Regions from separate parts of the Mus musculus genome. Here region 1 is linked to region 2. Evidence: chromatin loops called from intact Hi-C (ENCODE). Cell type or tissue: heart. All regions are shown on one strand. Links, peaks and the distances in the headings refer to the core of each region. The heading gives the core; the rest is flanking DNA.

Region 1 (4,402 bases), core at 310-4,309, 59 kb after region 2:
ACTATGTTTGGCGTCCAAAGGCCTTCTTCTCTCACTCCAGCTATTTTAGGGCATGAAAAAATGGAAAGTGCCACATGAAGTCAGGGCCAAGTTTTTGGAACTGATCTTTCAAAAATGAAAATATATCCCTGAAGAAAAGCATTAATTTTTCTCAAAGATATAATCAACCCCACTGGCTCTTTCTCTTCACTGTTCCCTACTTCTCAGAATAGCTATGGAGGAGCATTCTAGCACAGGGACATTGCAGGAAAGTTTAAGCCACATCTAAGCCATAGGGCCACAAGCCTTAATACAGCTTAGTATTTGTCAACTGTCAGTCAGTGCTTTTTGCCATAACTGTATGTGGGCTTCTCTTCGATTACAGTTTTCAACCAATTCCTGTCAGAATGTAAGGTAAGCTATTGATTTCAATATTCACTCTATAACTGACCACCTGGGTCAGCACTCTTATTTTCCTCTAATAATTTTTCAATTGATTCTCCTAGAGTTGTCGGGGAGACAATCATGGAAAGATACCCAACATGTGATACTACTTTCATCAAATGCTTGTAATTAGAATAAATGTAAAAACAAAGAAATGAGAAACAGTAGGTATCTCCATAAATGGGAAAATAAGAAATTAAGTAAGTTAGGATGGACAGAAGTAAAGCACTCCAACGCTTTGGAAGTAAGTATGAACACAAAGATACCACATACAAAAAAGGATGCAAGGTAGTGTACCTATATTAACATAATTTTGTCACTCATTCTTACCTAAACTTACTTATTTTGTGCATATGCAAAAGAAATGAAGCCATAGAGCTCCAGGACTGAATATTTGACACAGTCATCTCCCTGGAAATTTTTTTTTCTATAATGCCAACAACGAAAGGGAATATTTATTTATTTATTTATTTATTTATTTATTTAGACATGTATAACCTGCTGGTCTAGTATCACTCAGAGTTACAACCACCTCTGACTTAGCCTAATGTGGCAACTCACAGTGACTATGGTTCTCTGCAGGGGCCCTGCATAAGATTGGGCAATTAGAAATTCTAGCATAGACTGAAGGAGCTCCTAAGACCCCACTGATAGCAATCAGCATATTGATGGTTACTAGGGCAAGGGGAGTCACTTTTCCATGGAGCAGTTACTACTGGGAGACCCCCACTTCCCAATGGCTAACCTCACACCCATGTATATATAAGCAGCATTATCTGGATTCTGTGGATTAAAAATAAACAAAATTTAGAGGGATGGGGCTCTTGGGGAATTGGAGGTGAGGGATGAAGATAAACATGATCAGGATATGTTATGCACATCTATGAACTTTTCTAAGAATACATATTTTAAGAAGTATTTTACTGGTTATTAAGAATAGTCAGCTGAATGTGGCAAATTGCCTGTAGTAACTTCACAATCATACAGTCTATCAGAAATTCAAGACTCTTGCCATGGTTTAAAAAAAAAATCCTTCTGTGGATTTAAGAAACATCTGCAAGCAAGCTCCACAGCAGGGGGCAGGGAAAGGAGACCTCCCTATGGGTTGCATTGTCAAAAGAGCCTTATAAGTAATTCCTCATTGCATCTTTATTCAGCCTTGATTGACAACACCTGGCTGCACCTCTACAAGAGGCCTTATGGGCAGCACTTCGTTATATCTTTACAGAAAGTCTTTCTCTATCAAGCAAAGAAAGATAGTTCTGGGGGTGAAAAGTCTCTTCTCGGTCTGCTTCCACTACACCTAGCTGATGAGAAGGAATCCCTGTGTAGCTCCTAACCGGGGGGAATGAAGGCTTAACTAGTCCATGCCCTACAACCACCCAAAGGGCCGCCTGATCCAAACCAGAAGGGAAGGGGGTTCACTGCCTAGAGAAAACTTTGGACCAGTGAGAATTGGGAGCTGGGAGGGAACTGAGCAAATACATTTCTCCTCAATTGCCACACTCATGGACTTTTCTTAGGCAGTGTATTCCCCCATAGACTGACTAGAGACAACTTGCAGGCTGAGTAAATGTACCAGCCAAGCATCTGGACTGCCTGTCTCCTCACAGGTCGCAGGGTATTCCCACTGAGAAGTATCATGGCTTTCCTAAGGATCGTACCAGCCAAGCAAAGCTTTGGTGCTTCACTCTGGCTCTGTGGTAGAATCCAGGCTATGACTGGCTAGAGAAAGGGCCATGGAATATGATCTTCTTTAGAAAAGCAGATTGCTTAGCCTAAGATGCAGCGAGGACCCTTCTGGCTTCTATTTCTCTGGCAAGGTCTGCATGAAATATGCATTAAAAATAAGAACCCATTTTTCAGATCATTTTTCTGGGAAGGTTTAATTTGGTTTAAGGATATACAGACAGCATAATAATGTATTAAACAAGGCTTGGGTGTTTACTTTTTAAAAATGTAAAACTACTCTGCAATATGTAATACTACACAGCATAAAACAACTTCAAATCTAATGCAATAGCCAGGTCAAACAAATCACAGGAGATGATACCTCATCTAATCAAAATTCACAAGAGCTTTCCATCTTCAACAGCTCCTGATACTACCTGTCAGAACTCAGTGACTGATTTTGATAACATATGGCACAGAATTTTTTAAGCTAAGAAAGTTGACTAAAAGTGTAAATTGGCCATAGGTCTGATTCATGACAAATCATGAAATAATCATAAAAATGACAAGGCTGAGAGAATGTGACCAAGGTAGAACTTTAGAACCAGAATGAGCTTGGGGGAAAATCATTTGAATTTCTTAGCGCTAAAGGAATTTGCCTGAATTGTTAACACAGAGCCAAGACCCCCATGGCCTATTCAACATTAAAGGATTTCTATTCTGTTTTCCCATCTGCTAAAGTATATTTCCTTTCTAATCTGTTTGGTGCTTGATTCTAACTGAGATTCTCTGATATCTTTTCCAGAATCTTCCACAGTACCCTTTGTGTATAGTACTCTGCATCCTATGGTTGTTATCCTGATTGACATGGTTGGTACCCTGCATCTAATGGATACTATCCAACATCCCATTGTTGGTACCCTGTATTCTATGGTTGGTTCCCTAATTCCCATGGATGGTACTCTGCACCCCATGGATGATATCCTGCATCCCACGGTTGATATCAGGTATCCCACAGTTGGTGTCCTACATATGATGTTTGATATGCTGCACTCCATAGTTGGTACCCTTTGTCTAAGATTAGTTTCTACTGATTGGTATCTCTACCAGTGATAACAAAATGCCATTCTCCAAAGCCATGTGGTGCCACAGACCTATAACAACAACACTCAGAGCCTGGGGCAGGAGAATGGCTAACCTGAGCAAAGTTGAAGCCATCCTGAATTATATAGAAAATTCCTATAGTAAAGAAATAACAAGAGTTCCACTGTCCTAATTATAATCCCAGTTTTTCTAAAAACTGTTCTCAGTAATTGTGCTGGCTGGTTTTATGCCAATATGACACAATCTAGAATCATTTTAGAAGGAGGATCTTCAGCAGAAGAATTGGGATGTGGGCAAGCCTGTGGGGCATTCTTTATTGGTGATTTGTGAGGGTCCACATCACCATGGGTCGTACCATCCCTGGGATGGAGAATATGAGTGCTGTATGAAAGTAGGCTGAGCAAGCCATGAAGTACAAGCCAGTTCCTCCATGGCCTATGCTTCATTTACTCTCTCCAAGTTGCTGCTGTTTTAATTCCTACCCTGACATCTCTCTGTAATTGACCACTACCTGGAAGTGTAAGATAAAATAAACCCTTTATCCCCCAGGTTGCTTTTAGTTGGGATGTTTCTTCACAGCAATACCAACCCTGACTAAGACACTAATCACTTATATATTGAACCACCTCAAATGTTTATGGACTTTTCTCCCTGTTGTAAAATTATCAACATAGATCCTCAGTTTTGCTTTGTAGCCTACATGCCATTTAATATTATCTAGCCTTTTATAGAGAATCACCAAGCTAAAATTAAAGAATTCAAGATCCGGAGAGGGTAAGAACTGACTACATTCACCTCCCTGAATCTGGAGTGCTGGCCCCCCACCCTCTAGTGGACCATCCTCTTTCCCATCACAGCTCAGCCTATGCTTCCTGGTAACTGAAAGCAAACAGGTCTTTACAAGGAGTGTGAGACCCATAGAGCCTGCCCTTTACCATCAAATATGTCTTTCCCATTTTAGTCTCTGTTGTTGTTCTTTAATGGGAATCCAATGTGTGTATGACATTCAAACCTCACTCTGTGTCTTCAGCAAGGACCCAAAGACAGTATGTGAGAAGCAGTTTTGAAGAGATAATGCAATCAGTTAAATGTGAACCAGGTTGAAAACCTGAGAATTCCATGGCCTAATAACAGCTTATTTAAAAGCTTTGGCAAGGTCTCTTCAGCTTGACAACTGGCCCTCACCTTATCTTCCCTTTGCAAA
Region 2 (4,402 bases), core at 111-4,110:
GTTCTTAATACTTGAGAAGTATCTCATTGTGTAAATGAACCACATTTTCTATATCCATTATTCTGTCGTGGGACATCTTGGCTTTTTCCAGATTCTGGCTATCACAAATAAGGCCACTATGAACATAATGGAACACATGCCCCTGTGGCATCTTTTGGGTATATTTCCAAGAGTGGTATAGCTGAGTCTTCAGGTAGATCCATTTCCAATTTTCTGAGGAACCTTCAGATTGATTTTCAGAGTGGTCCCACCAGCAATGGAGGAGTGTTCCTCTTTATCCACATCCTCTCTAACATGTGTTGTCACCTCAGGTTGTGATCTTAGCCCATCTGACTGGTGTAAGGTGGAATCTCAGGGTCGTTTTGATTTGCATTTCTCTGATCACTAAGGACTTTGAACATTTCTTTAGGTGACTTGTCATTCTACTGTTGTGAATTCTCTGTTTAGTTCTATATCCCATCTTTTATTGGGTTGTTTGGGTTTTTTGGTGATTAACTTCTTGAGTTTTTTATATATTTTGGATATTAGCCCTGTAATGGATGTGGGATTAGTGAAGATTATTTTTTCCCAATCAGTAGGTTGTCGATTTGTCTTATCAACTATGTTCTTTGCCTTACAGAAGCTTTCCAGTTTTATGAGGTCCCATTTATCAATTCTTGATCTTAGAGCATGGGCCATTGGAGTTCTCTTTAGGAAATTTTACCCCTGTGCCAAGGAGTTTAAGACTCTTTCCCACTTTCTCTTTTATTAGATTCAGTGTATCTGGTTTTATGTTGAGGCCCTTGATCCACTTGGACTTGCGCTATGTACAAGGTGACAAATATGGGTCTATTTTCATTCTTCCGCACACAGATAGCCAGTTAGACCAGCACCACTTATTGACGATGCTTTCTTTTTTCCATTGTATATTTTTGGTGTCTTTGTCAAAGATCAAGTGATGGAAAGTGTGTGGTTTTATTTCTGAATCTTCAATTCTACTCCATTGATCAACATGTCTGTCTCTGTACCAATACCATGGAGTTTTTATCACTATTGCTCTATAGTAAAGCTTGAGGTCAGGGATGGTGATTCCCCCAGCTGTTCTTTCATTGTTAAGAACTCTTTTCGCTATTCTGGTTTTTTTGCCTTTACAGATGAATTTGAGAATTGCTATTTCCATGTCTTTGAAGAATTGTGTTGGGATTTGATGGGGATTGCATTGAATCTATAGATTGCCTTTCGTAGGATGGCCATTTTTACAATGTTAATTCTGCCATCCATGAGCATGGGAGATCTCTCCATTTTCTGAGATCTTCTTCAATATCTTTCTTGAGAGACTTGAAATTATTTTCATACAGGTCTTTCACTTGGTTGGTTTGTTACCCCACCATATTATAAACAATTTGTGACTATTGTGAAGGGAATTGTTTCCCTAATTTCTTTCTCAGCCTGTTTAACCTTTGTATAAAGGAAGGCTACTGATTTATTTGAGTTAATTTTATATCCGGCCACTTTGCTGAAGTTGTTTGTCAGCTGGAGAAGTTCTGTGGTAGAATTTTTGGGTTCACTTATGTATACTATCATAGCTCTGCAAATAGTGATACCTTTATTTCTTTTTAACCAATTTGTATCTCCTTGATCTTTTTGTTGTCTTATTGTTCTAGCTAACACTTCAATTACTATATAGAATAGATATTGGGAGAGTGGCATCCTTATATTTTCCTCGATTTCAGTGGGATTGCTTCAAGTATGCCTCCATTTAACTTGATATTGGCTGTTGGTTTGCAGTAAGTTACTTTTATTATGTTGTGGTATGGGCCTTGAATTCCTGATCTCTCCAGTACTTTTACCATGAAGGGGTGTTGTATTTTGTCAAATTCTTTTTTCAGCATCTAAGATGATTATGTGATTTTTTTCCTTTGACTTTGTTTATATAATGGATTACATTAGTGGATTTTCATATAGTAAACCAACCTTGTATCTCTGGGATGAAGCCTACTTGATTGTAGTAAATGATGGTTTTGATGTGTCCCTGGATTCAGTTTGCAAGAATTTTATTGAGTATTTTTGCACCAATATTCATATGTGAGATTGGTCTGAAGTTCTCTTTTTTGGTTTAGTCCTTGTGTGGTTTAGGTATCAGAGTAATTGTGGCTTCATAGAATGATTTAGGTAGTGTTCCTTCTGTTTCTATTTTCTGCAATAGTTTGAGAAAAATTGGTATTAGGTCTTCTTTGAAGGTCTGGTAGAATTCTGCACTAAATCCATATGGCCCTAGGCTTTTTTTTGGTTGGGAGGTGTTTAATGACTTCTTCTATTTCCTTGTGTGATATAGAACTGTTTAGATAGTTTACCTGATCTTGATTTAACTTTGGTATGTGCCATCTGTCTAGAAAACCAATCTTTTCATCTAGATTTTCCAGTTTTGTTGAGTATAAGCTCTTATAGTAGGATCTGATGATTTTTTGAATTTCCTTCCTTTCAGTTGTTTATGTCTCTCTTTTCATTTCTGATTTTATTAATTTGCATACTTCCTCTTGGCCGTTTAGTTAGTTTGGCTAGGGGTTTATCTATCTTGTTGATTCTTTCAAAGAACCAGCTTTTGGTTTTGCTATTCTTTGTATTGTTTCTTCGTTTCTATTTGGTTAATTTCATCATGAGTTTAACTATTCCCTGCCTTCTACTCCTCTTGGTTGAGTTTGCTTCTTTTTGTGCTAGTGCTCTCAGGTGTGCTATTAAGTTGTTGGTGTAAGATCTCTGAAGTTTCTTTACCAGGGCACTTACTGCTATGAACTTTCCTCTTAGCACTGCTTTCATTGTGTCCCATAGGTTTGGGTATGATGTGTCAACCTTTTCATTAACCTTCAGGAAGTCTTTAATTTCTTTCTTTATTTCTTTCCTAACCAAGTTATCACTGAGTACACAGTTGTTCAATTTCCACATGTATGTGGGTTTTCTGTAGTTTTTGCTGTCATTGTAGACCAGTCTAAGGCCATGGTGAGCTGATAGGATGCATGGTATTATTTCAATCTTCTTGTATATGTTGAGGGTTGTTTTGTGACCAATTATATGGTTGATTTTGGAGAAGGCATCATGAAGTGCTGAGAAGAAGCTGTATTCTTTTGTTTTAGGGTGAAATGTTCTGTAGATATCTGTTAATCCATTTGGTTCATAACCTCTCTTAGTTTCACTATGTCTCTGTTTAGTTTCTGTTTCAATGACCTGTCCATTTGTGAGAGTGTGGTCTTGAAATCTCCCACTACTATTGTGTGGGGTTCAATGTGTGTTTTGTATTTTAGTAAAGTTTCTTTTATGAATTTGGGTGCTCTTGCATTTGGGGAATAGATATTTAGAATTAAGACTTTCTCTTGGGATATTTTACCAGTGATGAATATGAAGTGTACTTCTTCATCATGATTGATAACCTTTGGTTGGAAGTCTATTTTATTTGATATTAGAATGGCAACTCCTGCTTGTTTTCTTGGACCATTTGCTTAGAACACCATTTTCCATCCTTTTACTCTGAAATACTGCCTGTCTTTGTTGTTGAGGTGTGTTTCTTGTATGCAGCAAAATTCTGGATCTTGTTTGTGTATCCAGTCTGTTAGCTTATGTCTTTTTATAGGTGAGTTGATTCCATTAATATTGAGAGATATTAGCTGGGCAGTGATGGCTCACGACTTTAATCCCAGCACTTGGGAGGCAAAGGCAGTTGGTTTCTGGTGTGTTTGTTTTTGTAGGTGGTTTTACGCACTTGTAAATCTCTGCATTTGACTTTGTTGTGAGATGCTTAATAGCTTGTCCTTTTTTTGGTGCAGTTATCTTCCTTGTGTTGGAGGAATCCTTCCAGGATCTTCTGTAAGTACATTGGTAGATAGATACTATTTGAATTTGGCTTTGGCCTGGAATAATTTGTTTTCTCCATCTATGTTGATTGTTTTGCTGGGTATAGTAGCTTGTGCTGGCATTTATGTTTCCATAGAGTCTGCATGACCTCTGACCAGGCTCTTCTGGCTTTCATAATCTCTGTTGAAAAATCTGGTGTAATTCTGATAGATCTACCTTTGTATGTTACTTGGCCTTTTTGCCTTGCAGCTTTTAATATTTTTTGTTTACTCTGTGCACTTATTGTTTTGATAATTATGTAATGAGAAGATTTTCTTTTCTGGTCCCATTTACTTAGGGTTCTATAGGCTTCTTGTACCTTTATGCCCATCACTTTCTTTAGGATGGGGAAGTTTCTTCTATGATTTTGTTGAAGCCATTTTCAGGTCCTTTGAGCTGGGAATCTTCATTCTCCTCTAGTCCAATTATTCTTAGATTTGGTTTTTTCATTGTGTCATGGATTTCCTGAATGCTTTGGGTTAGGAGTTTTTTATGTTTTGAATTTTCTTTGACAGTTTTGTCAATCTCTTCTACTTTA

Evidence for each region. Peaks named below come from ENCODE experiments on the same cell type or tissue, not always from the same donor. Only the 100,000 strongest peaks of a DNase experiment are listed, where the experiment ranks them.
Region 1: it touches region 2 in a loop (4-fold over the local background); 3 of 42 quality-filtered maps call a loop at or near these places.

Annotation. Positions count from the first base shown.
Region 1 is chr14:15,772,206-15,776,607 of GRCm38, forward strand. It overlaps Gm31804 (a long non-coding RNA gene), which reads left to right and starts at 2,899. Exons shown (of 5, transcript XR_874228.2): 1 at 2,899-3,101. In heart, for the core only: no CTCF peak of the experiment used is centred there; no DNase peak of the experiment used is centred there.
Region 2 is chr14:15,713,374-15,717,775 of GRCm38, forward strand. No RefSeq gene overlaps it. Among named protein-coding and RNA genes, the nearest start is that of Gm31804, 60 kb to the right of the region's middle. In heart, for the core only: no CTCF peak of the experiment used is centred there; no DNase peak of the experiment used is centred there.